Linked DNA regions of Homo sapiens: region 2 is linked to region 1. The links are chromatin loops, found by intact Hi-C in ENCODE. Cell type or tissue: Calu3. All regions are shown on one strand. Each heading gives the region's core, and the rest is flanking DNA. Links, peaks and the distances in the headings are about the cores only. Region 1 has its middle 53 kb from the start of CYP26A1. Region 2 has its middle 120 kb from the start of CYP26A1.

Region 1 (15,553 bases), core at 5,890-10,889:
AGTTGATGCTGCAGTCAGGAAAAAAAGGGCTTTACCCGGCTGGGCGCGGTGGCTCATACCTGTAATCCCAACACTTTGGGAGGCCAAGGTGGGTGGATCACCTGAGGTCAGGAGTTCGAGACCAGCCTGGCCAATATGGTGAAACCCCATCTCTACTAAAAATGCAAAAAAAAATTAGCCAGGTGTGGTGGCGGGCACCTGTAATCCCAGCTACTCGGGAGGCTGAGGCAGGAGAATCACTTGAACCCAGGAAGCGGAGGTTGCAGTGAGCCGAGATCACACCATTGCACTCCAGCCTGGGGGACAAGAGCGAGACTTCATCTCAAAAGAATAAAAAAAAAAAGATAAAAAGGCTTTACCCTCTTCTCCACCCACATCTGTACCTGGCATGTGTTTCCATCATGGGTGCCTTGTATGGTGTGTGGATAGCTGTTTGCACTTCTGCATCCATGGAAGGCCTATAAAGGCACATACTTCACTGAGCCCTTCCTTGAGGCAGTCCTGGAGCCCAGGTGCTGGAATAGTAAGTCCCCAGGACACGTTATTTATGGGTGTGTAAGCTTTTCCTCCTGCCCCATCTGTAACTCTTGGGTCAGGAAGATGCAGTTGATGGCTCACTTTTTTTTTTTGGCTGTGGGTGGGGAGGTCTCTGCTTGTTCACCTCCTGCTGGGGTGGAGAAGGGCGGGTCAGAAGAGGAGGCAGATGTGCAAATGCAGCCTCTTCCCAGCCTGGGTGGCCCCATCCCCTCTGCATGCTCCCCGAAGCCCTGACCTGGTACCTCTTCCTTCTTAAGGATTTCTGCCCTTCATGTATTTCTGGCTTAGTAACTACTTTGTTATTACAATTACAATGCAATAAGCACTAATGCATTCTCCTGGTTAAAAGGAGACAAAGGAAGTTGAGTGAAGTCTCCTTCCCTCCTCAGACCCCATGTTTCTGTTCCTCGCCTTCCAGAAGAAGCCATCATTATTGATTTCTGGTTTTGGATGTCCATCTGTGCATTTAATTTTTTTGTTTTGAGATGGGGGTCTTGCTCTGTCACCCAGGCTGGAGTGCAGTGGCACAATCTTGGGCCACTGCAACCTCTGCCTCCCAGGTTCAAACAATTCTTCTGCCTCAGCCTCCTGTGTAGCTGGGACTACAGGCGTGCGCCACCACACCTAGCTAATTTTTGTATTTTTAGTAGAGATGAGGTTTCACCATGTTGGCCAGGCTGGTCTCAAATTCTTGACCTCAAATGATCTACCCACCTTGGTCTCCCAAAATGCTGGGATTACAGGCATGAGGCACTGTGCCAGGCCTGCATTTACTTTTATTTCTATGAAAATATTGGGGATGATGCTGGGCATGGTGGCTCACGCCTATAATCCCAGCACTTTGGGAGGCTGAGGTGGGCAGATCACGAGGTCAGGAGTTCAAGACCAGCCTGGCCAACATAGTGAAACCTCATCTCTACTAAAAATACAAAAATTAGCCGGGTGTGGTGGCATGCACCTATAGTCTGAGCTACTCGGGAGGCTGAAGCAGGAGAATCGCTCAAACCTGGGAGGTGGAGGTTGCAGTGAGCCGAGACCACGCCATTGCACTCCAGACTGGGTGACAGAGTGAGACTCCATCTTGAAAAGAAAAAAAAAAAAAAAAAGAAAATATTGGGGATGAAAGGGGAGGAAGCAGAATTGTAATTTGCCTCTTGTACCTGGCTGTAGAAGGACAAGGGCAAGGCTGGAGAAATCAGTCAGCTCTGTGTCTGAGAGCAGAAAGCTGCTGGCATGAGGGCCTTGAGAGGGTGGGCAGGTCTTTCTGAAGAGAGAGGAGGGGGCAATGTAACCCTGGTAACAGTGCATGATTCTCCCAGAAGCCCTGAGGGGTCTGTGGTTCCAGAGTCGAAAGATTGGATCTACTCTCAAGTCTACTAGGAGACACGTGCAGAGAGTTCAAATTCATGGTGACCTCCAGGTGCAATAATGATGGGGTACAGAGGGAGCGGAGGGAGAGACGAGAGTAACTTAGTTGTGATGGTTGGTGAGGAAAGGCTTCCTGAAAGGTCATGTCTGAGCTGGGGTTTGGAGGATCCATAGGGGTGGACTGGGTTGATGGGAGGGCTGTGAGGGAACCCATGTGTGCAAAGGTTTGGCAGTGGGGAATTGTAGGCAGATTGGCGTCATAGAGCCTGAAGCATGTGTGTGTGTGTGTGTGTGTGTGTGTGTGTGTGCGCACAGTGTATGTGTGTAGGGGTGAGGTTGGAGATGAAGCTTGAGAGGCAGGCAAGGTTGGACTATGAAAGGAGCTGCTCTGACTGATGGTCGGGGACACAGTGTGCTTCCTTCACTCATTACTCATTCCACAATGATGTGTGGAGCAGCAGCGCATGTCAGGCATAGCACTAGATGCCTGGGAGACGACGGAAAGCAAGGCAGCAGTGTCCTGCTGGACTGACATTCAAAGGGTATATGTTATGGGGGATGCAGGGGACAGGCAGAAACTGCAGAAACTCCACAAACACAGACAAATCGTCAGTGTTCCAAGGAAGAGCATAGTGGGGGAGCCCAGGGAAGCCTGCTTTGAGGAGGCGATTGTTCAGCAGAGGATGAGAAGGATCTAGGTCCTGAAGAGCAGGGAAGACACATCCAGGTGGAGGGAGCAATGGGTGGGTCAGGTGTTTGAATGAAAAGGGAGGTGGGGAGCCACTGTGTTCCCAGGTGAGCATAGAGGTGCCCAAGCCAATGATGAGCAATCCTGGTGGGATCAGAGGGGACCAGTTTAGGATTGTATTCAAGGAAGCAGAATGCCAGGCTGCCAGGCAAGAGGCATTTGGGGGCAGGTGAGGCTGCAGATAGGAAGACAGGCTTGGTGGCATCACAGGATCCAAGTGCCAGAGCTCAGGACCTGGGACAGGGTCAGGGCTCCACTGCTCACTATCTAGTCCATCATCAAGTCAGCCTCACATCTCCTCCTAATAGCTCACGGACCTGTCTGTTCTTCTCCATCCCCAGTTCCCGCTGACATCCTGGATCAGGCCACCATCCTGCCTAGATCCAACGCCTCCTGACTGGTCTCCATGGCTCCATTCTTAACCCCATGTGATGTAGTCTGCAGATTGCAGCCAGAACGGTTTTGAAATGGAAAAACAATCATATCACTCCCCTATTCAACATCCTTTGGGTGTTCCCCATTGGAACAGGGAGACCTGGGAGATTGTGTTAAGGCCTCAGACTCCTTAATAATCTGGCCTTGCTGGGCTCAACATCATCACCCCTCAGAACTCCCCACGCCGTCCACCTTCCCTCACTCCTTTTCCAGTCAGAATGAGCTCTTTTGAATTCCCTGAGCTGGTCTAGAGCTGCCTCCAGGCCCCTCTGTGTACTCTTCCCTCTTTCTGGAATTCTCTTCTTCACCCCCTCAGCTGTCTCATTTCTGCTCACCTGCCAGGTTTCTCTGTTCAGGAAGACCTCTCTGGCCACATGGGGGGCAGATGTCCCCATGGCAGGCCACGCCTACCAACACCCTAGCTCTTAGCGTACTGCCTTGAAACTGCCTGACTTCTTGTCTGTTTCGTGTACTGGACTCTAAGAAGAAGGGGCAAACTGTGTCCTTTGCACTTAGCACAGTCTCTGGCATCCAGCTGGTCCAATAGGTCTTTATTGTTGAATGACCACAGTCTGAGAGGTGAGAAGGAAGAGCAGGAGCAAGAGCAGGGCCGGGGACGGAGGGGTTGAAGGTGATATCATGAGGAAGGATGATGGCCAGGGGACAGCAGTAATGACCATGGTGAATATTCATTTGTCCTTCCTCTGTGCGAGGACCAATGTAAGTGTTTTACATGTATTAGTCCATGAATCCTTCTGAAAACAATATGAGGTAGACAAGGTTAGTATGCCTGTTTTCCAGATGAGGAAACTGAGGCACAGCAAGCTTAACGAATTTACCCAGAGTCATATAACTAGTAAGAGAGAGGCTGAGAGTCAAGCCTGGGTAGTTTGGTGCCTACACTGTACGTACATCATGAAAATACACTCATCCCTCATGAAAATATATTTAATTTGGGCACTTCAAACTTAAAGTGACAGTGATCCATTCTCTCAATAGCTTGCACTGGCCACACAGGGGTGTGAACAGTTCAACTGGTTCCAACTGGACAGGTTAAAATATTCCTCTAGAATTGGAATCCCAGAGGTGTTACTTTGGCCAATATGTGAGTTCTAAGCTGGCCCCAAACTCCAACCCAGTGACATGCTCCAGTGAATGGCTGTGAAGCTATTGCCTCATGCTGGGGGTCTCCTCGCAGTGACTTCCTAAATAGGGAAGATTGTGAGTAACAGTGGATTTTGTTGACAAAATGACTATGCCAGCTGTGAAACTTACATCCTGCTTGGCAATATAATAACTGGCCATATCTTAAGTTACTATTAAACATTTACATCTGATGTAATGTAGAGATGGTGAAACCCTGTCTCTACTAAAAATACAAAAATCAGCTGCATGTGGTGGCACGTGCCTGTAGTCCTAGCTACTTGGGAGGCTGAGGTGGGAGAATCGCTTGAACCTGGAAGGCGGAGGTTGCAGTGAGCCCCAAACTCTTGTAAACTTGGGGGCACATGTGATATAGGTAGCTTTTTGAGGGACAAAGACGAATCATTTGATTATTCGACAAATATTGATGGAGCATCTGCTCTATACTGGGCAGAGGGCCAGGTGCTGGGCTTACAGTGATGAATAAGACAATGTGGTCCCTTGTGGAACATATATTATAGTGAGGAACACAGATGAGAAATAAATGAGTAAAAAGCAACTACTTTTGTGATTAATGTTTGCAGGTAACACATGAGGGGCTGCGTTAGCTAATAATGAGGTAGTGATGGTGGGTTTCAGGCTGTTCCACATGCCGACCACTTTTAGTGCTAGGGCCTTGGGGGTTTCACTAAAAAGAGGGTGGAGGCTGGGTACGGTTGCTCAAGCCTGTAATCCCAGCACTTTGGGAGGCTGAGGTGGGAGGATCACTTGAGTCCAGAAGTTTGAGACCAGCCTGGTCAGTATAGTGAGATGCCATCTCTATAAAAAATAAAAAATTAGCTGTGTGTGGTGGCACGTGCCTGTAGTCCCAGCTACTCAGGAGGCTAAGGTGGCAGGATCACTTGAACCCAAGAGTTCAAGGTTACAGTGAGCTATGATTACACCACTGCCCTCCGGCCTGGGTGATGGAGCGAGACCCTGTCTTTAAAAACAAAAAACGGTGGAGAAATTTAATGCAGTGTCAGATCACAGGAGTCATTTGAAGTATGACACCTCTTTAATACACCTGAAGTTCTCTTGAAAATAAGCAACAGGAAGCAGTGTGAATCCCTCTTGAATGCTCTGGTGAGCAGCCCTTCACAACCTCCACTCAGAAGCTGATGGGCTGTGTCTCCAGGACAAGAGACTAGAGGTGGGCCTTTTAGGTCCCTCAGACTTTGCCGATGGGATTGTAAATTGGTACAACCTTTCTGCAAAAGTTTTGCAGTACGTATAAAGAGTATTAAGTGGGGTAATCCATTCTAACCCCAGCAATCCCCCTCCAGAAATTAATACTGAAGAAGTACTCAGAATTGAAGACAACAGATTTCTGATAAAGTGTTCATTCCAGGGTTGTTTAAATTAGACATGATAGAAGAATATATAGTACTTATGGTGCGTTTACATGATGAATTACGGTACAGTCATTTTTTATGAATATTGAATGCTGGGAAATGTTCACTATATAAGTTAAGTGATAAAGCAAAGCATGAAAGTATAACAAAAACTGAAGAATGGTAGAAATCTTTTTTTTTTTTTCTTTTAAACAGAGTCTTGCTCTGTTGCCCAGGCCGGAGTGCAACGGTATGATCTTGGCTCACTGCAACCTCCATCTCCTGGGTTCAAGTGATCCTCCTGCCTCAGCCTTCCAAGTAGTTGGGACTACAGGTACATGCCACCATGCCTGGCTAATTTTGTATTTTTAGTACAGACGGGGTTTCACCATGTTGGTCAGGCTGGTCTCGAATTCCTGACCTCAAGTAATCCACCTGCCTGAGCCTCCTAAAGTGCTGGGATTACAAGCATGAGCCACAACGCCCAGCCAGGAGTCTATTTTTAACAAGCATAGAGATATACGTGTGCAAAAGAGATTGTGAAATGTTATCAGTGGTTATCTCTGAAAGGAGGAAGTCAGGTGATTTTTTTCATCTTTAAACTTTCTGTGGTTTTCTAAATTCTCTTCAATAATCATGTCCTATTTATAAACAAAGGAAGAAATTTAAAAGTCTACCTTTACTTTAAGTAACAAATAAAAGTGTGTTCCAAGGTGAAACTGCTTCTGCTAGTTCCTGAACCTAAGGGGTTGTCAAGTCTTGGAAAATAGGGAAGAAGAAAAGTAAATCTTCTTTAGGAAAAATCCTGCAGTTTCCTTACCCCCACAAAGGCTGTGCTGTTCATGCCTTCTCTGCTGCTACCTTAACACATCTTCTGGCAATAGTGAAAATGAGTCTGGCACATGAAGAGCCAAGGAAGGAGTATTCCCCCGGGGTTCGTTGGCAAGTTCATGATAGCCTAGGTGTAAGACACAAAGGAACTAAAAAAGCAAGGGCTAACATTTATTGAGTGCTAGCTCTGTGCCAGTCATGATGCTAAGTACCACAAGTACCACTGCCCCCTCCACCACCAAACACACACCCCTGTTCTTTCTTAATGTATTTAACCCTCACTGTGACCTTATGAAGTTGGTACTGTTGCTATTCTCATTTTAAAGATGGGAACACTGAAGCCTTGTATTAGGTCGCTCTTGCATTGCTATAAAGAAATACCCAAGACTGGGTAATTTATAAAGAAAAGAGGTTTAATGGGCTCATGGCCCTGCAGGCTTTACAGGAAGCATGGTGCTGACATCTGCTTGGCTTCTCGTGAAGCCTCAGAGAGCTCTCAATCGTGGCAGAAGGTGAAGGGGGAATAGTCATGTCATATGGCAAGAGCAGGAGCGAGAGAGAGAGTGGGGGCAGATGGCATACACTTTTAAATGACCAGATCTCATGTGAACTCAGAGCAAAAGCTCACTATCACCAAGGGGATGGCCCAAGCCATTCATGAGGGATTTCCCCCATCATCCAAACACCTCCCACCAGGCCCCACTTCCAACATTGGGGATTACAATACAACATGAGATTTGGTGGGGACACACATTCAAACTACATCAGGCCTAGAAGGGTGGCATGCCGTGATCACACACACCTAGTAAATGGTATTGCCAGAACTTGAATCCAGGACGCAGCTATGCTGGGGAGTGGAAAAGTCAATGAATAGGAAGGAGAGAAGGACAAATGATGGGAGAAACCAACATGGATATGAGTGGGAGGCCAGTAAGCGCTGGGTCCTCTGCAGTCTGGAGAGCACAGCAGACTGGGATGCCAAGAAGCAATCTGGAGGGGGGAAAGATGGCTGCCTTCATTTAAGAGGGCCCCAACAGTTCCAGCACAGTCTCTTAGGAGGGCCACCCCTATGACCTGGACAAAGGTTTCTTCCCTGTCAGAGCAGCAATAAAAAGATTAACAAAGAAATTGTTTGTGACTGATTATGAATGCTGGTATTTGAGAAAGTTTTTCTTAAAGGTTAAGAAAGAGGCACAGAGTTCTGAAGAGAACTTCTGGGCACCTTCCAGGACCCCCCAGGTTGATAGCAATGCTTTTCATTCTAACTTCACTTTGAACATATGGCTTTTCTGTTCTGTGACACAGACAGGCGAACTCCTGGAGCTAGCCTGATGTTCATCAGCTTCTGTTGAGGTTGTTTTTGCGACCTAGATGGAGAGTGAAGTTGGAGGCAGGTAAGAGGAAGAGTTTTCAGAGGTTTGTGAGCAAAAGAAAAGAAAGAAAATAGTCAGAGGTTTCATATGAAAGACAAATCCTGGTTCTGGTTATAGAAGGGGAAGTGGTGGCAGGAAAAAAGGGAGAACACAGCCTGGGTGGGGAGCCTCTCCAGGAGAAAGAAGTGAAGGGAGGACCAGTTCTTCATATCTGTCACCAGGGGGCAGCACTGGCACAATACAGCTTGGTTGTGCCTTGTATTCCAGTTCCAACAATTGGTAGGTTGCTTAGGGATGCAGAATTCCTGAATAACTAACACGTTATAAAATTAGTACACCTTTGAATAGCTCTGTTTCCTTCCACCTGACTTAACATCGACATTTTTCCAAGCTAACAACACATCAAAAAAATCATGCAAGAATACAGGATTTCATGAAACATTCTAAAGGGTGATGTTGGAAAAGTCCTATGGTTTCTGAAAAAGCTATTGAAAATGTGGATATCACTAAATTAGTCCACTACCAATTGAAGAAAAGAATGGCAGCAGGATGCTTCAAAACAGAATGACTTGAATAGGAAAGGCTTCAGGAAATGGGTGATATCTTGTAATATTTTTGTGAAAATGACTATTTTTATGATCATGCTATAGAATAAAACCTGAAGTGAAGGTATTGCTATTGTACTGTCATGTAATGTTGGCAGAAAATTGCACCAAAACCCCTGAAACTAATTCATTTATTGCTTGTTCTAAGAATTAGAGCACATTTACCATTATTTTCCAAATTTGGTCATATAAGATGAGATAAACTTATTTAGCTTTATTTAAAAAATTATTTTTATTAGTTTTTGTCATTTATTATGTTACCATTTACTAAAATTTTTAAGTTTTGTTTAAAGAGGTTTCACTTTGAGTATGAGGATGGAAAAAAATCAATGAATAGGGAGGAGAGGAGGACAGTTATTACAGGTAAAACAGCACTCCACAATCTTAGTTATTATTTTTATTAAAGTGTAATTTTGTGTTTTTGAGACAAGGTCTGGCTCTATCACCCAGGCTGGAGTTCAGTGGTGCTATTTCAGCTCACTGCGACCTCCACCTCCTGAGTGCAAGTGATTTTCATGCTTCACCCTCCCAAGTAGCTGGGACTACATGCATGCACCACCATACCTGGCTAGTTTTTGTATTTTTTTTAGAGACAAGGTTTTGCCATGTTGCTCAGGCTGGTCTTGAACTCCTGAGCTCATGTGATCCACCTGCCTGGGCCTCCCAAAGCACTGGGATTACATGCGAGAGCCACTGCGCCTGGCCTAAAGTGTAATTTTTCTGGCACCAATTTTACTTGGATATGAGGGCAGTATGTTTAACATTTGATCTTAACAATAACAGTTACCCTTTATTGCATACAATTTACCAGACACACTTTGCGTATATGACTTCATTTGATTCTCACAACCTCTCTAGGAGACAAGTAGTATTTTTAGTACCATTGCAGTGAAGGAAACTGAAGATAAATAGTAACCTTTAAGGGAGGAGACTACCCCTCATATTGTCTTATGCCCAGTTTCTGCCTCCAAAGAAAGAAGAAGTAAAAATTAAAGGCAGAAATGAAATCCACAGGCAGTCAGCCCGGCGCCGCACCCTGGGCCTAGTTAAAGATCAACCCCTGACCTAACCGGTTATGTTATCTATAGATTCCAGACATTGTATGGAAAAGCATTGTGAAAATCCCTGTCCTGTTCTGTTCTGTTCTGTTCTGATTACCGGTGCATGCAGCCCCCAGTCACGTATCCCCTGCTTGCTCAATCGATCATGACCCTCTCACGCGGACCCCCTTAGAGTTGCAAGCCCTTAAAAGGGACAGGAATTACTCACTCGGGGAGCTCCATTTTTGGAGACCTGAGTCTTGCTGAAGCTCCCGGCCGAATAAAGCCCTTCCTTCTTTAACTTGGTGTCTGAGGGATTTTGTCTGCGGCTTGTCCAGCTACGCCTTGATCCTTACAGCTGGTAAATGGAAGAGCCAAGATGGGAATCCAAGTCTGGCTCCAAAGAAAGGGTCTTCCGGCCAGGTGCGATGGCTCCCAGCACTTTGGGAGGCCGAGGCAGGTGGATCACCTGAGGTCAGGAGTTTGAGACCAGCCTGACCAACATGGAGAAAACCCATCTCTACTAAAAATACAAAATCAGCTGGGCATGGTGGTGCATACCTGTAATCCCAGCTACTCAGGAGGCTGAGTCAGGAGAATCACTTGAACCCGGGAGGCGGAGGTTGCAGTGAGCCGAGATCGTGCCATTGCACCCCAGCCTGGGCAACAAGAGCGTAACTCTGTCTCAAAAAAAAAAAAGAAAAGAAAAGAAAAGAAAAAAGGGGCCTTCCTTCTTTTCCTTTCTCTCCTTTCCTTGCCTCCCTTTATTCCTTCTAAATTTTTATTATAGAAAATTGCAAGTAGCAAAGTAGTACAATGAATTTCCATATAGACTCTCTCCAACTTCAACAAGGATCAACTTTAGGTCAATCTTTCAACTCTGCTTCCCACCTCCCTTTTCACCCCCAGGTTATTTGCACAAAATTTGCAAGATCACATCATTTCAGCCATCAGCCCTTAATATTTCAGTGTGTATTTCTAAAAGATGAAGACTCTTTTATTCTAAACACAACCACGATATCACTATTACCCTTAAAACAACGACAATATTATCCAACATCCAGATAGTCTTTGAAACTTCCCTGATTATCTCTAAGTTTAACCTTTGGTTTGACTCAGATCCCATATTGCATATGGTTCATCTATTCCTCAGATCTCTCTTAATCTGCAGATTTATTCTTTTTTTTTTTTTCCCTTGAGATTTGTTGAGGAAGCATGTTTGTCCTGAGCATTTTCTGCAGTCTGGATTTTGATGATTTCATCCCCGGGTCCTGCTTCGCATGCTCCTCTGTGACTTAGTTATTTTCTTACTTTTTTAAACACATTTTTGTTGTGCTCCCATTGTGTTTAAGGTGGTAGCACCTGAGGCTTAGAGCTAAGGAGGGACACAGACACCAAGCAAGGAAACAGATACAAAATTTTATTTGTATTATTTTATATAGTATATAAATATGTATTGCTTATGATATAAATATAACTCTATTTGTCCTCATAATACCATTAAGTAAAAGCTTTTTTTTAAAAAAAATTCACCGGGCGCAGTGGCTGACGCCTGTAATCCCAGCACTTTGGAAGGCCGAGGTGGGTGGATCACCTGAGGTCAAGAGTTTGAGATCAGCCAACATGGTGAAAACCTGTCTCTACTAAAAATACAAAAAATTAGCCGGGTGTGGTAGTGTGCACCTCTAATCCCAGATACTTGGGAGGCTGAGGCAGGAGAATCACTTGAACCTGGGAGGCGGAGGTTGCAGTGAGCCAAGATGGCGCCATTGCACTCCAGCCTAGGCAACAAGAGTGAAACTCCATTTCAAAAAAAAAAAAAAAAAAAATTGTACCAAAGAAGACATTGTGATGTCAAAGAGAACCAGACAGGTTTCAGGTTTTCCCTCTCAAGTCAACTATGTATGACCTTGAGGGAAGGGGTGTCCCTTACTACCTCTGGGCTTTGGAGTCCTCTTCTTAAAATCCTAGGTATTGACTAAATGAGTGTTTTTCCAATCTTCTTTGAGCAATGGAACCTTTACGTCCCCTGCATGAACTCTTGCCCTGAATCCTAATATATAAAACAGCTAACAGGCGAGCTTCCCTGGGTGAAATAGGGGAGAGCCATTAGGTCCTGCCTGCTCTCACTCTCTGACCCTAACTTTCACGTTCACGTCTCACCCTCTAGGGCAGTCACTGAGACACTTCTCTAGAACCTAGGTCTCCATGGACCAGTCAAAACCACTGGATTAGATAACGTCTGATGTTCTTCTAAGCATCACCAAACCATGAAGGACCTGGGTGAGTAATGCCTCAGTTTCCCCAGTGGGGTTGGAGCTCTATGTACGTTTCTCTGTGTGTGTTAATTTATCTTTCAATGGAGGTATGACATGCCAGAGCTGAAATACTCTATTCCAATCTCCCTTTTTAGACAGCCCTCCTTCAGTTGCAAGTGACAGAACCCAATTCAAACTTGTTTGTGCATAACAGAGAAGTTATTAGTACATTTAACTAGGAAGTCCCTCCATATAACCGGCTTCTGGCCATGAGTTCAAGCAGTACCATCATGCTGGTCCTTTCCCCTTCTCCATTCCTCCACGGTCTGCACGGCTTTCTTCTCTGGCAGACGTTCCTCATGTCATGGCCAACAACCAGCCCCAGGCTTACATCCCACAGCCCAACAACCTCACTGGAAAGAGAGGGCCTCTTCCTTGGTAGTTCCTATAAAAGTCCTGCACGCCCACCTTCACTGGCCAGGTGTAGATCATGTGCTCATCTCTGAAACAGTTACCATGGCTGGGGGAATTCGGAAACTTAATTGGCCATCTTCAGCTGCCTAAGCCATATGGGGCAGGAGGATTCCTCAAGAAACATTGAGGTGCTGATATCAAAAGAATGGGAAATAGTCTCAAAAGATGAACACTCTACTTAGAGTGACCATATAACTTATCCAGACCAGAATAGTTTAGAGAGTAAAAAGGGGCGCCATTAACCCTTACAGTGGAATGAACACATGTAAACTAGTAAACTGTTCTGGGCAACCTGGAACATGTGGTCATCCTATTTCCCTCAGAGAAGCTAAATGACTTTGCCAAGGTTCTCAAGCTAATGAGTGAGAGAAACGGGTGTAGAACCAATTCCAGTACTTTCTATCAAAAGATCATTGTCAGCCATGAGAAACTTGTTTCTGTAGTAGACTTGTCTCACAGAATAGGGTATGAGAGTAGATTTTATGGAAAAGTCGGAACTTTAATGAAATTAGGCCAAGTGAGGAATCCTTTGTAGGGTCATGTCAGTGACCATCTGTAACAACTTTCCATCATTGACATGTCTGGATTGCCTGTGTTAAAATATTTTGGGTGCACAGATGTATTTACCCCCAAATGGTATGGTATTATCAGTGGTTAAAGAGTGTGGGTTTGAACCCAGCTCTACCACTTAGGAGCTGTGTGACTTTGGGCAAATTACTTAACCATTCTGAATCTGTTTCTTTGTCAGTGTCAGGTCCTGCCCTGTCTGCAGCCGCCCACCTGCCCAGGCGTTTCCCTGCATCCTGCCCTTCTGTGGCCTGGTCAGCTTGTTGCAGTCCTGGCCCTACCTCTAATCAACTGGCGAGTGGTCAGCTTGTGTGTGTGGCCTCAACACTATATTGAAAAGTGTTAGTAAGTAAACCATAGGGATTTTATAGCATCTCTAGGGAATGTTAAACTGCAGGGAGGAAAAACTGTGAAAAGGATAGTCCAAAATGCAATTAAAAAAAAAAATCAAGTCATGCCATTACCAAGTCTCAGTAGCTCACAGTGCTAAAATTCCAAGTCAAAAAGAAAAAAAAAAAACCCAAATATTTTAGTGGATGTCTTTAGCCTCAGACACCTGGTTTGGAAACATACCACCACCTGTGCTGCATTAAACCTGCGAAAAACCCAGGAAGGAAATACAGTGTATGAGGCCAGAAAAGGGTGGGCTCCTGGATCCCTTAGGTCAAACAGCAGGCTGTAAATGACTCTTTTCAAAACAGACACATTACTTCCCAAGATTGCGGCCTGCCACAAAAGAAGGTACACACAGCGGTTGTTCCCAGCAAGGGTTATACTATATGGCTATTAGGGGGAATAGAAGCAGCTTGATTCTCGCCAATGACAGGAAATAAGGTCAAGTAAAGATAACAGGTCTTTGAATTAAAGAGGCTTTAAACACACATCCTGGCCTCATGGCTTTAGCAGCGAGTAAGAATTATGGAATGAAGCCTCGGGTTTTCTTACTCCCTTGAAGCTGGGCTCCTGAAACATACCCTCTCCCGGATTAATGTGAAGGAGTCCTGTGTGGGGAAGGCACCGGCTTCCTCATTCATGTCTTTGGCTTGTTTATGTTCTTTCTAAATAGACCTCGCTGCTGCATTGCTAGTGAGATCTGGGCTGGGATCGTTTCACTAGATAAAAGTCTCACATATAGCACATTTGATGGTCTCGGTGGTAAATACCTTTAGATTTAGAGGTCAAGATTGCACGACTTTTGTCTAGGTAATGGAGAAGGGAGCTCGCAGACCCCAGCCATCATGGATCAGTATATTTCTATTTTGCCTTATTGTTCAAGGACAAGGTATCCAAACAGGCTTGACTTAATTCAATGAGACGGAATATCAGTTCAGTTCAGGGAAAATGTAGAAAACCCCAAACATCAAAAGGTTGTTTGTCATGTGGAGAAACACCTGGTTGTGAGCATGGAATCCCTGCCCTAATGTGTAGACTGCATTTATTAGATACCCACCGAATTCTCCTGCTCTTGGGTAGGGAGGAGGGTGCAGGACGGGAATAGGGAATGGAAGGGGGTGGAAACTTAAGTCAAGCAACCCATTATAACATTAAAAAAACCAATCTGGTTTATTTGGCTAGCCCACTGGCTCTTCTACAAATAATCCACTGGTTGAGCAAACTCAACTTTTCTTTGGATTCTTGTTGGCATTGGTTCTAGTACATGTGACTGTAGATCTGGGTTAACTCTCTTCCCTCATAACAACTAAAGAAAGTGCACACATTTTTCATGCTTTTAAAGCTTTTCTTTTCTGATAATTACATAGAAAAAAGACCTTGATTTTGACAGCTAAGTCTGGTTACAATCCTACTTCATGGGGGTTGTTAGAAGATTAGCCTGAAGTGTGGCACAGAGTGAGAAAATGTTCTGGAGATAATAGCTTTTTTTTTTGTAATTTTTTTTTTTAATTTTTACTTTTTTTTGAGAGTGAGTCTCACTGTCGCTCAGGCTGGAGTGTAGTGGCACAATCTTGGTTCTCTGCAACCTCCCGCCTCCTAGGCTCAAGCAATTCTCCTGCTTCAGCCTCCCAAGAAGCTGAGATTATAAGCACCCACCACCACGCTCAGTTAATTTTTGTATTTTAGTAGAGACCGTGCTGGTCAGGCTGGTCTCAAACTCCTGACCTCAAATGATCCACCTGCCTCGGCCTCCCAAAGTGCTGGGATTACAGGCGTGAGCCACCGCGTCCAGCCAAGAGATAATAGCTTTTCATTGCATGGTCTCTATATCTTGTAGCTCACGTATGCCCTCATCAGCTTCATGGAGAGTCTACAAATTTATAAAATATTAATATTATGTTTATTATGTAGGGAACAGTTTGAAGCCCTGCTGACTTTCCTTGCTGTTGTTTGATTTTAAATAGATCTTTGGTTCCTTGGTTTTTATCTGAATTAAAAGCACAATTCTAGGTTCTTACAGTTCTTCAGTATTTAAAGATTGTTAGTATGTAGAGAATAACTTTTTCTCTTTCCACAAAGCTACCCATGTTCATCGTTTAAAAAAAGTAGATGAATACTTGCAAAAAGAATATAACTGGTAACTCTACCTCTCAAAGATTATCACTGTCCACATTTTGGTGAATTATTATTGCACATGTTTTGTAACTTTTCACCTAATTATATATCAAATGTCTTTTCACATCATTAACTGGCCTTCAATGTCATGTTTAATGGCAACAGAGAATTCTATCCACAGGCACCTCATTTATTTAAGTAATCCTCTATTATGGACATGCAGACTGTTTCCAATTTTTCCACTATCAAATAACATCATTGTTAAATAAACTCCAAATCACCAGATCCCAAGA
Region 2 (15,553 bases), core at 4,618-9,617, 63 kb after region 1:
TCAGTTTAAATATTGGAGCTTATAATAAACAAAATACATGTTAATAGTGCCAAAAAAAAAAAACCCTCCTTGGATACCTAAATGAATGAGAGGGCTGGAGATCGAGGATTCCTGAGAGCAGTCTTTGATTCATGGATGGAATCATAGGTATTTGGATGGAAAACACTCCTGAGATGGTCTAACCTACCTCTTCACCTGCACCTGTAAGTGCACGGAGGACTCCCTCACCTGTTACAGACAGGTTGCCCTAGAATTTGCCCTAGAATTTCAACTCATAAAACACTCTGAGGGAAGGAGGCAAACTTTCTTCAAAAATAAAATTGGAGGCCAAGGCAGGAGGATCACTTGAGGCCAGGAGTTCAAGACCAGCCTGGCCAACATAGTGAAACCCTGTCTTTACTAAAAATACAAAAATTAGCTGGGTGTGGTGGCGCACACCTGTAATTCCAGCTACTTGGGAGAGCTGAGGCATGAGAATTGCTTGAACCTGGGAGGAGGGGGTTGCAGTGAGCAGAGATCATGCCACTACATTCCAGCCTGTTGACTAAGACTGTCTCAAAAGAAAGAAGAGAAAAGAAAAATTAAATAAAATCAAACCAGCAGGTAAAGCAAAACTTGGTACAATCTTCCTGGAGGACAATTTGACAATATGTATCAAGAGCCTCAAAAATGTTGATTCCTTTATTCCCCTTTTAGAAATGAAGCATGGGGAAATACAGACAGATGTAGAGAAAGTTTGTTCTAGGATGTTCACTTATAACAGGGTAATTTATGCTAGAAAAATTTTGGTCCTGATTTTTATTTTAAGTTTTATTTTAGGTTTAGGGGTATGTGTGCAGGTTTGTTACATAAGTAAACTTGTGTCATGGGGGTTTGTTGTACAGATTATTTCATCACCCAGGTATTAAGTCTAGTACCCACTAGTTATTTTTCCTGATCCTCTCCTTCCTCCCACCCCCAACCCTCTAAGAGGGTTGCTCCCCTCTGTGTGTCCATGTGTTCTCATCATTCAGTTCCCACCAATAAGTGAGAACATGTGGTATTTGGTTTTCTATTCTTGCCTTGGTTTGCTAAGGATAATGGCCTCCAGCTCCATCCATGTCCCTGCAAAGGACATGATCACATTCTTTTTTATGGCTTCATAGTATTCCATGTATATGTACCACATTTTCTTTATCCAGCCTGTCATTGATGGGCATTTAGGTTGATTCCATGTCTTGGCTGTTGTGAATAGGGCTGCAATAAATATACACATGCATATGTCTTTTTGGTAGAACAACTTATATTCCTTTGGGTCTGTACCCATTAATGTGATTGCTGGGTCAAATGGTATTTCTGTCTTTAGGTCTCTGAGGAATCACCACACTATATTCCACAATGGCTGAACTAATTTACACTCCCACCAACAGTATATAAGCATTCATTTTTCTCCACAACTTCACCAGCATCTGTTATTTTTTGACGTTTTAATAATAGCCATTCTGACTGGTGTGAGATGGTATCTCATTGTGGTTTTGATTTGCATTTCTCTAATGATCTGTGATGTTGAGCTTTTTTTCATATGCTTTTTGGATGTTTGTATGTCTTCTTTTGAAAACTGTCTGTGTCATCTGCCTGCTTTTTAATGGGTTTTTTTTCTTATAAATTTGTTTAAGTTCCTTATAGATGCTAGATATTAGACCTTTGTCAGATGCAGTTTACAAAACTTTTCTCGCATTCTGTAGGTTGTGTGTTAACTCTGTTGATAGTTTCTTCTGCTGTGCAAAAGCTCTTTAGTTTAATTAGCTATCATTTGTCAATTTTTGCTTTTGTTGCAATTGTTTTTGGTGTCTTTGTCATAAAATCTTTGCCTGTTCCTATGTCCAGAATGGTATTACTTAGGTTGTCTTCCAGGGTTTTTATAATTTTGGGTTTTACATTTAAGTCTTTAATTCATCTTGAGTTAATCTTTGTATATGGTGTAAGGAAGGGGTCCAGTTTCAATCTTCTGCATATGGCCAGTCATTTATCCCAGCATCATTTATTGAATAGGGGGTCCTTTCCCCATTGCTTGTTTTTGTCAGGTTAGTCGAAGATCAGATAGTTGTAGATGTGCGGCCTTACTTCTAGGTTCCCTATTCTGTTCCATTGGTCTATGTGTCTGTTTTTGTACTAGTACCATCCTGTTTTAGTTACTATAGCCCTGTAGTATAGTTTGAAGTCAGGTAGCATGATGCTTCCAGCTTTCTTCTTCTTGCTTAGGATTGCCTTGGCTATTCAGGCTTTTTTTGGTTCCATATGAATTTTAGAGTAGTTTTTTCTTTTTTCTTTTCTTTTCTTTCTTTCTTTCTTTTTTTTTCTTTCTTGAGATGGAGTCTTGCTCTATTGCCAGGCTGGAGTGCAGTGGCATGATCTCAGCTCACTGCAACCTCTGCCTCCTGGGTTCAAGTCATTCTCCTGCCTTAGCTTCTCAAGTAACTGGGACTACATGTGCATGCCACCACACCCAGCTAATTTTTGTATTTGTAGTAGAGACGGGGTTTCACCATGTTGGCCAGGATGGTCTTGATCTCTTGACCTCATGATCTGTGTGCCTTGGCCTCTCAAAGTGCTGGGATTACAGGCGTGAGCCACTGCACCCAGCCTAGAGTAGATTTTTCTAGTTCTGTGAAGAATGTCATTGGTAGTTTAATAGGAATAGCAGTGAATCTATAAATTGCTTTGAGCAGTATGGCCATTTTAACAATATTGATGCTTCCTATCCATGGCCATGGAATGTTTTTTCATTTCTTTGTGTCATCTCTGATTTATTTGAGCAGTGTTTTGTATTTCTCCTTGTAGAGCTCCTTCACCTCCCTGATTAGCTGTATTCCTAGATATTTTATTCTTTTTGTGGCAATTATGAATGGGATTGTGTTCCTGATTTGGCTCTTGGCTTGACTGTTGTTGGTGAATAGGAATGCTAGTGATTTTTGCACATTGATTTTATATCCTGAGACTTTGCTGAAGTTGTTTATCAGCTTAAGGAGCTTTTGGGCCAAGACTGTGGGGTTTTCTATAGCAGGCTAATTTATGCTAGAAAATTTTAGGTAATTTCTTATATTTTAGGTAATTTTCCCTGTATTTTACCTAATATTTTGGGTAATTTCATAAATTTTAGGTAATTTCTTATAACAGGGTAATTTTTGCTAGAAAAAATGTTGGTCCTGATTTTTAAAATACACATCCACACCCAGGTATATTTACATAAAAAATCAAATAAGAAGTATACCAAAACATCAACTGTGAGATTATCTCTGGGTGGAAAGATAGCAGTTGATTTTTTAAATGTTACTTTAAATATTTTCTTAGGATTTCCAGAACTTTCTACAATAAGTATGTTACCTCATTTACAATTAGAAAAATAATACATATTTTAAAATAAGTTCCATCATATAATACCATCTTCAAAGAAACCAAAGTGAAAAAGAGTTAAACCGGTTTTTAGGGGGAAGGGCTATTTCCACCTTCCCGAGGGGCCATGTGGGTAGAAGGCAAATTAAAACCTGAAAGTTTAAAGTCAATCAGTTTGTCTTAATGGGCCCTAGATGGGGGAAAACTTCAGTCATTTCCCTTGCCTGGCACTCTTGTGGTCAGAGGATGAAATCCAATCATGGGGTCAGTTGGGTTTGTACATTCCATGGCAAACCAATTTGGCCATTTCTCTGCATTTCCCAAAAGTTCTCTGACTTCCTAGACAGGAATTGTGAGCACAGGGAGACCTTTATGCTGGTTGCTGCAGCACATCTGGTTTACAGCCTGTGCCAGATGGGCTCCCTTTCATCTGGGAAGAGGGGCAGGAGGGGACACCCGAGCCTCTGTAGGTCCAAGGAACTTCCTCAGTGGAGGCTCTAATTTTTGGTGAAGTGTTTCAAGTTAAGATGTAACTATATCATGTTAGAGTCACAATGTCCCTTAAATTTAAGGAAATATGCTTTTCATTAGAGTTTGCCCACCTCACCTTTAGGTTCATTGCTCAGGCCAAAGATGTTTTGAATAAGCTGTCAGTTGGTTTCTGATAACATCCTGCACTATGTAAATATTTATTGAGCATCTATTATGTACCCTGCACTGGAGAACAACAATGAACAAGATAGATGTGGTCCCTGCACTCAGGGAGCTCTTGCATTTGGGGACAGACTTCTGACTTCCTGCCTTCACTAACCCCAGGTTATTTTTGGTTTATACCTGGCCTCTGATTGTACCAATCACTCCATCACCTTAGATATGCTGGGTTAGAAACAAAATGCTGGAAAATACTCAAATCTACAAGTCCAATAATAGTGAAAGAAGGCCAGGCACATTGGCTCACACCCGTAATCCAATCACTTTGGGAGGCCAAGGTGGGAGGATGCCCTGAGCCCAGGAGTTCAAGACCAGCCTGGGCAATACAGGGAGACCCCACCTCTACAAAAATTAAAAAAAAAATTAGCCAGGTATGATGATGTGTGTCTGTAGTCTCAGCTACTGAAGAGGCTAAGGAGGGAGGATTGCTTGAGCCCAGGAGTTTACACTTACAGTGAGCTCTGATAGTGCCACTGTACTCCAGCCTGAGTGACAGAGTGTGATCCTGTCTCAAAGAAAATAAAAGGAAAAGGAAAGCTATTGCTGGAAGAGGGAGACTGGGTTCATCTGGTGGCTGGGATAGATGGTACTGATGCCAATATCACCAAGGGGAAAGGAATAAAAGAAAAGAGAGGGACTGAGAGGCAAGCACCACTGCAGAAAGCACCACTGTGAAAGGCTCTGGTGAATCCTCTGCGTAGACCACGTTCAGCCTCTTTCCAGGAACTTCTTCCAGCCCTGCCGTTGCCCACTGCACTCTTCTAGAAGATTGTTCTTTTATTTTCCCTTCCTTGCTGAAACTCTGGGGGAAAGGTAGCCAGATTCATCTTCCCCTTTCCCTAGTTATCACCAAATTTCTCCCATTAAGAAATTCTCTCACCCTAAAGGCCTGTGTAATCCCACTCCCGGACTTTCCTGGACAACCAGCCCAATGGGCCTAACCAAGCCTCATGTCACATCACAAGATATTTCTCTTTATCCAGAAACCAAACAACCAGAAGCCCAGCCACCGAAATGCTTACTCTTCTCTTCCAAACACTATTTACAACAACTCCAACACTTTAAGAGCTTAAAATGCTTTTTATTTATTATAGATAGAAGAAATGGTGTTTTGAAACATTCTTGGCTTATGAGTTTGGTGCCATTCTTCAATTTTAAAAAAATGTTAATTCATGTATGCTTTAAATACCGGACTTCTCAGGGTCCAACCAGGAAACAGAATAAGCCTCAGGTGGTTCAAATTAGGAGACTTTCGTGAAATGACCAATTATAGAGAAGTGATCAGTGTTGAGGGAATTCCCAAGGGAAACTGAGGCATCTAAAGACTAGCAGTAGAGGGGATCCATGACCATACCTGGGCCTGAAGTGACAAGGAAAGGAAGCATTGTTGCTGGAGAGGGCTGGATGGCCATGGAGGAAGGAGCTGGTGGCGTCCATTGTCTTGGAGGGATGCAGCCTCTATGAGAACCAGGGTGTTGAAGTGGAATAGGAGCAGAGAAGAAATATCTTGACCTCTTTCTTTTCCAGCCTGCTAATCTCTGCTGACCAAACCCAACTGGAAGCCAGAGGTGAAGGTCAGCCACTCAGGATACAGAACAGGGCCTCAAAAAGTAGAGAATGAATTGGGTGGGGCAGGGGTGGGTGGAATTCAGAGAATAACAAACACCAGGTACTAACTCTCTCTCATACCTGGAATAAGTATTCACTCAGAGCATTGTTTTTCATCACTCTTGCTAAATGTCATTTTATCAGTCAAACTTCTCAAGAATTGTGGGTTGGGACACCCCCAGCCCCACCCCAGTGCAATCTGAAAGTCATGGCTGGTTATCCCTGTAACATGATCATTTTCATTTATTCAAAAATATTCATCGAGTACCTATTATGTACCAGACACCATTAGAAGAAGGTCCCACTTACCCCCCCACCCATCATTCTCATTCATAGGGATCATTTCCTCCCATTTTTCAATGAGATTTCAATTAATCCTCTCCATTTGGACCAGTATTTATATAACCACATCTGCTTTACTTTTCTGGTAAATCCCAATTTTGTTTGACTTGATAGTCTGTCTGGACAACTGAATCCCAAAGCCTCTCAGAATCTAAGAGAAAGTTTATAGTTTTTTCTGGACAAGAACTCAAGTTGTTGGTGCCCCAATTTTTTTTTTTTTAAGCAGAGGCAGTACTTTTGATTCTGTGAAGAACTTTAAAAATAAAACTTGTTCTTGCTGAATGTAGATAACATTTTAGCAAAGTTGTCCTTTCTAAGAACTATAAGCAAAACAGTCTATATCAGTGGCTTTCAAAATTTTTCACTGCAGCACACAATAAAAATTCATTTTATGTCTCAACCCAGTTTCATGAAACAAAACTCAACATTACTTTGTTTTGGTGCATTCTGTTATTTTCTATTCTATTCCATTTCTTTAAAAAAATGCGACCAGAACTGGTGGCTAACTCCTGTAATCCCAGCACTTTGAGAGGCTGCTGTTGGAGGATCAATTGAGGCCAGGAGTTTGAGACCAGCCTGGGCAACATAGTGAGACCTTGTCTCTATAAAATTAATTATTATTTTTTTAAATGCCAATAGCAACCCATTAAATTTATTTTATACTGTATTAATGGGTTGCTTTCTGCAGATTGGAAAATATTGGCCTGCATAATATCTTGAAACTATTTTTAAAATAGACCCAGCAATGGAATCTATATTTGAAGAGTGGTTAAGACGCTCTAAATGTTTATTTTTCAGCCATCATCAAATGTGCCAATCTCACCATTTTTCTTTCATTTAAAGAAAGTCAAACTGGTTTGACCAGTCGCATTCCCCTATTCTCCCCCAGCACCCCATTCTGGCCAAGGGTCCTGCATTTACTGCCAGTTTGGCTTGTGGCTGGACCCGACTGGCAGCAGGGCTTGGCAGCTGTGGCTTACCAAACCCTGTTGCTAAACATAACCAGTGTTTTTTGTTTGTTTTAACTGGAAGAAATCTGCCTATGTTTGACTTGCAGTTATTGGGGGAAAGGTTTCACTGTACAGGTGGGCCTGGGTAGGCACCTGACTCAGGGATGAAGTGATCTCTCCCCACCAACACCACATGGTCTCAGGATCAGGAGGCTGAAAATCATAGCTGCTATTCATCAGGCACTTACAGTGCATTAAAGATGTTCTATACATTATCTAATTTAATTCTAACAAGCCAGTGGGTGGGTATTTTTATCTTTACTTTAGGGCAGAGAGTAGTACTGTCATTGTCATTTAGACGGGAAGAAACTGAAGTTCAGAGAGATTTCATAACTTCCTGAAGCTCCCACTGGTAGTGTGTAGCAGAGCTAGAAATCATGTTCAGCTCTTATTCACAATGCTCTAATGCTTCCTAGTTTGGCTCTGAACTGGTATGGGGGAAGAAGAACAGATAGAAACATTTCTTTTTGCTACTGACGTATTAGATGTAGCATTTGAGGAGGGGAAGTTCTCTTCTAGTTTCTGGGGTTGCGCTGGGAAAGATGTAATTCCTGTGTCTGGATTTCTCGTTGGAATTTGGAGTTCCAGGAGTAACTCAAAGTAATAATGGGAAACTAGAGGACAACTAATATTATGTCAGCTTGATAATAAAAACAAACATACTTCTGTGAGCCATGTAGACTGTATATATCATGCGTAACACAGTCTCTGTGGGAAAAATAAAGCATGTTAAGTCCCCAATAACATATTTTTGAAATAGATTTAATTTGTGAATTGGTGGATTTAATGTATGTAATTTAATGTATGTAAACCATATCTGGTTGCTTTTTTTCTCCCTAATGATAATTCACTGTGCATTTACATATGTAGAGGAAGAGAATTGGAAACTACAGAAGTAAAAGGACATAGGCTTATGCTACAAAGGATAGAGAAGATACAGCAAAAAAAAGAGTAAGAGAGGGTTGCTTCTGGACTTGTTGAGGCTGTTTCAGAAAAAGAAAGTTAGCAGAGATTTGATGCCTGAGAACCTAGAAAGAATTAGCAAGTACATCAAAGACATTGTGATTTTTAGCCACCTTATAGGCAGCTAAATAGTGTTAATGTGGCCGGGCATGGTGGCTCATGCCTGTAATCTCAACACTTTGGGAGGCCGAGGCAGGCGAATCACCTGAGGTCAGGAGTTCGAGACCAGCCTGACCAACATGGAGAAACCCTGTCTGTCCTAAAAATAAAAATAATTAGCCGGGCATTGTGGCATGTGCCTATAATCCCAGCTACTCTGGAGGCTGAGGCAGGAGAATCACTTGATTCCAGGAGGTGGAGGTTGTGGTAAGCCAAGATTGCGCCATTGCACTCCACCTGGGCAACAAGAGTGAAACTCCGTCTCACAAAAAAAATAAATAAATAAAAAATAGTGTTAACGTGCTTTTAAGGACCTCTCCATTTGAAATTCTGCTTAAACGAGCCAAAGCAATAAGTTCACAGTCAAGGTCAGAGACCTAGTATATCTTCTTGGTACTTTAACTTTTTCATTTTCTTTATGTGATGTTATTACAGTTATGTTTGATAAGTGAATTAACTAGAGATTTTTAAGCCTAACAGATATTTTTCTGTATTATATAAACATTTGCAAGATATCTCTCTGAGTTTTAGCTTTCCAGGACTTAAATAGTCCAAATAGTCCATGAAAGTACTGTTTTGCTCATTATGTTAACCAAAAATAAAGCAAGGCAGATCAACTGATGGTTAGAACTTGAGGTCGGGGTAGGGGTGGGGCTACTTTTGAGATATGTTCCCAAACATTAAACATGGATAATAAAATTACAAAAAAATAGAAAGAAAGAAACCATGAATAAAACCCACATGCAATTATAAAATGATTACATTACATAAGTTGTACAAGTTCCAACATTGGGGACCCACAGAATCAAATGCTTGTAGTGCCTGGGAAGTAATACGTATCCTCAAAAATTCAATGGCTCTGGAAATCTCTTTTATGTTGTTTTTCAGAGAAATGCCCAAAAGATTTGCAATCAAAACAGTCGAGACCATGGTTCTATGCAGACGCCGCCTCTGAAAAATCACAGGTGACTTTCTAATGACTTTCTTCTTAGTTTTTGGCCTTATAAACAAAGATGTTTCTGTTAGATTTGACCCATTGAGGAGAAAGAGAGAGGGCCAGGATGCTATGAAGACTCCTTCCAGCATCCAGCCCAGACACTCTGTCTTGGGGAGTGGACCATTTTGACGCCCTGTCTGTAAGATGCTCCTTGAAGCCAGAGACCAAGGAGCTAACCAATTTATGTTCTCACTGAAGTTGATATTACAGATTAGATACCAATTCCCTGGGTGAGCCACAGTTTCTGAAAGAGGGGCTCTGGATTCTCGAAGCAAGTTCCATTTTCTTCTCTATCAGTCTTGGTCCATGCGTAAAGAAAAGAACAGAAAACCAGGTTTGGGGCCAACATGAAGAAATGCTATGTAGATACATTTGTTGTGGTGATTAAAAGGGCCAATTCTCATTAAGTGGAATTTGCTCTTTCAACTGGACATGCACAGGAGTTTTTTTTTTTTTTTTTTTTTTTTTTTTTTTTTTTTTTTAGTATTAACTTATTTTTTTCCCCTTCCAGCTTAGCCAGAGACCTCATGGAGGTCTAAACCCAAGCCAAGCTTGATCGGTTTTAATTCAACCACTGTTGATTTATGGCTTAGCAAAAAATGTCTGAGAATTTTTTTAAGCTAAAAAATTTTTTTTTACCCCAACTTGACTCCCTCACATCTCAAATCCAGCTGAAGGGATATTTCTTAGACTTTCAAAAGACAAAGTCATCATTGGAATGGAAGGGAGCACTGAAAGTTTCAAATCCCAGAGAGAAGTCCTGTGAAAGGGTATATACAAGTAAAAACAAATATATTGGAACACCATGTGACACATTAAATAGGTTCATTTGATTCCCTTTGAATAGAAACTAGAATAGAATCAACCCAAGGCTGGAGTGGAGGTGTGGGATGGGTTGGGGGTGTTTTTTGAGGGATTGCACCAGAAGAGACACAAAAGTTCCTCTTTGCTTTCTCTTATAAGCCCCTCTTCCTTTTCTTATCAGCCAGACCAAAAATGATCCATGGTAAATTTTTTTCTCTACCTGGCTCTGGAATGTACATTGTTATATAATACAAGCAGGAATTAGACTAATAAGCTATTACCAACTGCAAGAAGAAAACCAATACCAAGCCACTGGTGCCTTCCATCTCTGATATTTAATGGGTCTAATCTAGTTCACAATGCATGAGCCTTTCTCTGCCTCCTGTAACATTCAGGCCGGGCTGTGAGATTTAACCATTCGTTAGCTGTGGGCGTATAATTTGTACCTTCTGTCTTTTCCTGGGTGAGCGTCTGTCTTTCCCATAAGACTGTAAGCTCAGTGAGAGGAGGAACTCACCACATATTCCATCTAATTTCCCACGGCCGTGACCTCCAACCTTCCTCTCGATTTCTCACACATTAGTCCAGTGACTGTCCGAGTCCCCCGCCTCAAAAGAACACACAGAAGGAACAAGGTAAAAGGTACCTTTCTTCCTAATGCTGAGGTAGAACCAAGTATATAATTCCTGATAATTGCATTGTAGTCTTCTTCCTGGGGGATCTTCGAGAAGCAGGGAAGGGGCACTCTCTGCTATCATATATTTGTGCACTGTGTGCTTCTCCACTAAGTGCATATCTTCCTGAAAAAAATTACTGGTTATACAGCAGCTCCGCTCATGAACGTTAATACACACCCAATACTTAGACTGCCTTGGCTCAGACACAGAATTACTGCTTTTACTTCTAATGCTTTAAATTCCTTCCATGGTTTTAGTTTTTCAATGTCAAGAACAGGCTTTCACTCATCTCTCCTGCGACTGCGATGAATTCCTTAGAGACCAAGGCCACATCTGTGCTGTACATTAGCTTTCTTGCCTCAGACATCGTCCTGGTTTCATATCAGATAAACAGATTAATGGGCAAGGAATAGACCTGCCCCAGAAAACAAATGAAATAACGGGACAGAATTGTGTTTAAGTACAAAAATGTCTGATTCTTGTTATATACACTTTGTGCCAAAACACACCCCACCAGTGTTTATAACTGAATTTATATGAACAACATCCTGAAATTTATTGAGCATTTACATTATTCTATACACTATCCAAAGCACTTCACAGATATTATCTCATTTAACTTTCACAATTCTACGAGTAGTTACTATTTACAATTAGGTTCTATTGCTATTAAATTTGTACCATCAATATTCAGTATGACTCATTTGGTCCTTACATGAGGTTATGATGTCTTTTGTGTGATTATCTTATACTGTATGAAGACTTTGCAGTGTTTATTATATGTCTCATTTGTCTTTGTTGTATTAATTGCTACAAGAAGGAGATCTCCAAGACCAGTTGCTTAAAGAACAGAGACATGTATTTCTCTCTCATGTAAAAATTTAGGAAGCAGGTTTCAGATTGGCTGGTGTCTATAGTCCACATAGTCATTCAGGGACGTTAGTTCTTTCATGTTTTTTCTTTACCATCTCCTAGGTGTAGCCAGTGTTGAGGCACCAGAGCAGAAGTGGCATCTATCACTTCTACTTACCTTGGAGAAAACTTAGTCACATGTCCATAGCTAACTCTACAGGAAACTAGGACATGTATCCACTGGGTACCCATGTGTCTAGCTATAGTTTTATTACTATGAAACAAAGGGAGGACTGGAATTTAGTGAGTAGCTCACTATGTTCATCATAGTCTTCAATAAATAGATTGTAAACAATTGGAGAGCTAGGCCTGTGTCTTATTCATATTTGTCCCTATCACAGGGCTAAGCACCTGCCACAGAAATCACAGGGCTAAGCACCTGCTCATGTGCCAGCACTCCCTACTCTGGTGTAGGGATGTATAGGGTTTGTGATGCCAGACATGGCAAATGAACCATGGCACTACTCTTTCCTGAACTTGGGTTTGCCCTCAGAATATTTTGCAGTACAGTACCCCTGGAAGCCACTTGGAACAGGTGGGAATTGGCACACCATCTGAATCCTATTAGCCCTCCCTGATTGTAGGTATTCAAATGTTAAAGAACCATAATAGTTTTCCCTCTATTTCCATGGAAACAGGTATGTTGGTTACTGTGGTGATTTTAACGTAAGTCTTCAAATTCTTTGACACACCTTCCTTCAGAAGGTAGAGTTTAATTCCATTCCCCTTGAATGTGGGCCATTGGTGAGTCACTTATAACATAGGATGTTGGCCAGGCGCGGTGGCTCACGCCTGTAATCCCAACACCTTGGGAGGCCAAGGTGGGGGGATCACCTGAGGACAGGAGTTTGAGACCAGCCTGGCCAACATGGTGAAACGCCGTCTCTACTAAAAATACAAAAATTAGCTGGGCGTGGTGGCGGGCGCCTGTAGTCCCAGCTACTTGGGAGGCTGAGGCAAGAGAATTGCTTGAACCTGGGAGGTGAAGGTTGCAGTAAGCCAAGATCGCGCCACTGCACTGCAGCCTGGGCAACAAGAGTGAGACTCCATCTCAAAAAAAAAAAAAAAAAAAAAAAAGAATGTTATAGAATGTGGCAGAAGTAATGCCATGTGGCTTCCAAGCCCGTCATTAAAAAGTTACAGTTTCCACCTGGCTCTCTCTAACATTTGAAATGCACACTCGGGAAGGCCAGCTACCATGGCATAAGGACACTCAAGCAGCCCTGTGGAGAAGTGCGTGAGGAGAGGAACTGAGGCCTCTTGCCGACAACCAGCATCAACTTGCAAACCACATGAGTGAGCTACCTTGGAACTGGATTCTCCAACCTTCGTACAGCCTTTGGATGTTGCAGCCCCAGCCAACATTTGACTGTAGCCTCATGAGAGACCCCAAGCCAGAACTGGCCAGCTGAGCCACTTCCAAATTTCTGGCCTATAGAAGCTATAGAGATCATAAATAGTTGTTTTAAGCCACTAAGTCTTGGGGTGATTTGCTATGCAACAAATAATATAGACATAAATAAATAAATAAATAAATAAATAAATAAATAAATAAAATAGTTGCCTTCTCAGAATGGGAATTTGGAGAGTGTCAGGAGAACTTGGGAGGAGTGAGGGATAAAAATTGTCTAATTATTTTTTGGGTTGTTGTTTCAGTGCTAGCAGCTCCTGACTTGGACTGGACCAGGAATGAGCTCATTTTATTAGGTTGCACAAAGCCGGCTTGATCTTTAAGGAAGAATCAATAGATTCACAAGAAATGGAAACTTAGAGTTATTCTCTGATTTTTCCCAACCAGCTAGATCACAAGAGCTGCAACAGCTCCAAATTTCTCTTTTTGAATCCAAGACACCTCCCAAACCATACTCGTATCCTACATTTCCACATGGCCTTGTCTCAGTCATCTGTAACTGCTTCTGGGATTTCTGGTCCTACTAAGCGCTGAATGGAGATCTCATCCGTCCACACGATGCTGCTGCAAAATGTTTCCCTCCTCTCCATTTCTCATGGTCCTGTTTTCCAATCTAATTATCCCTTATACTGCAACTTGGTGAATGGGGATATACCCAATTTCCTATCAACTCTGTGCCTGCTCTTGTGCCTAAGGCAGGGGTTCTTAAGCTGGGACTGTTATGTATGATCATATCATCATTAGAGCTTGTTTGGGGGCAAGAAACAGAAACACACTTGAACTTTTAAAGCAAAGATAGACAACTTGTTATTGAGATTCAGGGACATTCTACTACATTAAACAGTAGGAATGAGCCAAGCTTCATGGGGGATTGGAGTTGGGAAGTGGGAAGTCTGCACAAATCTTCTTGTTTCATGGATCTCTGCTTCTCTCTGGACCTCTGTGTCATTCTCACTGCATACCAGATCTCTCTGATATTTAGTCTATGGGGCAAATGCAGAGAGTTACCCACAGAGCCCAAATGCACACACATGACAATTCCAGACAGGCTGAAATTCTAACTCTTTCTCCATTCCAATTCCAGATTCCTAGGGTAAGGACTTTGATGGCTTTTGGGAACTCATCATAATGGGTAGATGAGAGGGAGTTAAAGGAGTCAATGTAAAATGAGGTACTTCTAGCCGGGCATGGTGGCATATGCCTGTAATCCCAGCTACTCGGGAGGCTGAGGCAGGAGAATTGCTTGAACCCGGGAGGCAGAGGTTGTGGTGAACTGAGATCGCACCATTGCACTCCAGCCTGGGCAACAAGAGCAAAACTCCATCTCAAAATAAATAAATAAATAAATAAATAAATAAATAAATAAATAAGATGAGGTACTTCAAAATATGTCCACTATAGTGTTTGCATGCATTTTGAGGGGATAGTGTATGTTATTCTGAGCAAACTACTTAAGTCTCTGGGCTTCCATTTTCTCATCTACAAGAAGAAAAGAATATGTTTAAGGACAAATAATCTGCATTTGCACTTAGAATATACCTGCCATATAATGAGTACTCAGCAAACATTAGGTGTTACCAAGCTTTGCACAATGAGCTACTACTAAGAAATTAGGCAGTACCTAAATCCTCATTCTCCATAGTTGAGAGTTAATAGATAATATGAAAAAATCATGAAAGTACAATAAGCTGTTATTTATAAAAATGGAGTAAAATATAAGAAATAGTTGAAAAGACAGTAAGTAGTTACCTCTGGGAACAAGAATTGGGAGTGGGGAGAGATGGAGTTATTTTAAAAATTATAAACCTAGTAGTATTTGACTTTTAAATCAATTTACTCAGTGTGATCCCAATTTTGTGTTACTAAACACACACACACACCCTTATATGTATTATATGAATGACAATACGTATGATATACATGTATAATATATAACTATTACATTGTATACCTATATCTATGTGCATTAAAAATACAGAAGAAAACATACAGAAGTCAACTATGGCTGTCTCTTGGGAGGGGAAGGTTAGGGTTGTAGGTAAGTTTTAGTTTTATTTGACCTGTTTTCCCTATTTCCCAAACTTACTGTGAAGAAGACACATTGGCTCATCATTGTAAATTTTTTTAAGAGGGCGAGAAAGAGACAGGAAGGAACCAGGAGATATGGGTTCAATCCCAGCTGTGCCACTAATTCAACTAATTCACTGTGATCTTGAGCAAACTGCTACCTCCCTGGGCCCCTGTTGATCCAGCCATAAACACAGGATTGAGCTGAGCTCTAAATAATGACAATGCAAAGAGCTACCATTTATCTAAGACTTACTATGTTGCCAACTCTGTGCTAGACACTTTAGTTACACCAGTGGTTATCAAACGCATTAGAATCACCTGGAGAGCTTTTTCAGCCACAGGTTGCAAAGCCCACCTTTTGAGCTTCTGATTCAGTGGGCCTGGGGTGAGGCCTGATAATTTGCATCTCTAACAAGTTCCCAGGTGATACTGATGCTGCTGACCTGAGGATCACTGACTTAACTCATTTAAGACTTGCAAAAACCCTGTGTTAAATTTTTCATCCTTTGGATGGGGA

The links. Peaks named below come from ENCODE experiments on the same cell type or tissue, not always from the same donor. Only the 100,000 strongest peaks of a DNase experiment are listed, where the experiment ranks them.
Region 2: it touches region 1 in a loop (2.4-fold over the local background); 1 of 110 quality-filtered maps calls a loop at or near these places.

Annotation. Positions count from the first base shown.
Region 1 is chr10:93,118,618-93,134,170 of GRCh38, forward strand. No RefSeq gene overlaps it. Among named protein-coding and RNA genes, the nearest start is that of CYP26A1, 53 kb to the left of the region's middle. RefSeq lists enhancers at 5,238-5,307, 5,398-5,457. In Calu3, for the core only: a CTCF peak has its summit at 8,045 (motif pointing right); a DNase peak (open chromatin) is centred at 9,474.
Region 2 is chr10:93,183,173-93,198,725 of GRCh38, forward strand. No RefSeq gene overlaps it. Among named protein-coding and RNA genes, the nearest start is that of CYP26A1, 120 kb to the left of the region's middle. In Calu3, for the core only: no CTCF peak of the experiment used is centred there; a DNase peak (open chromatin) is centred at 6,959.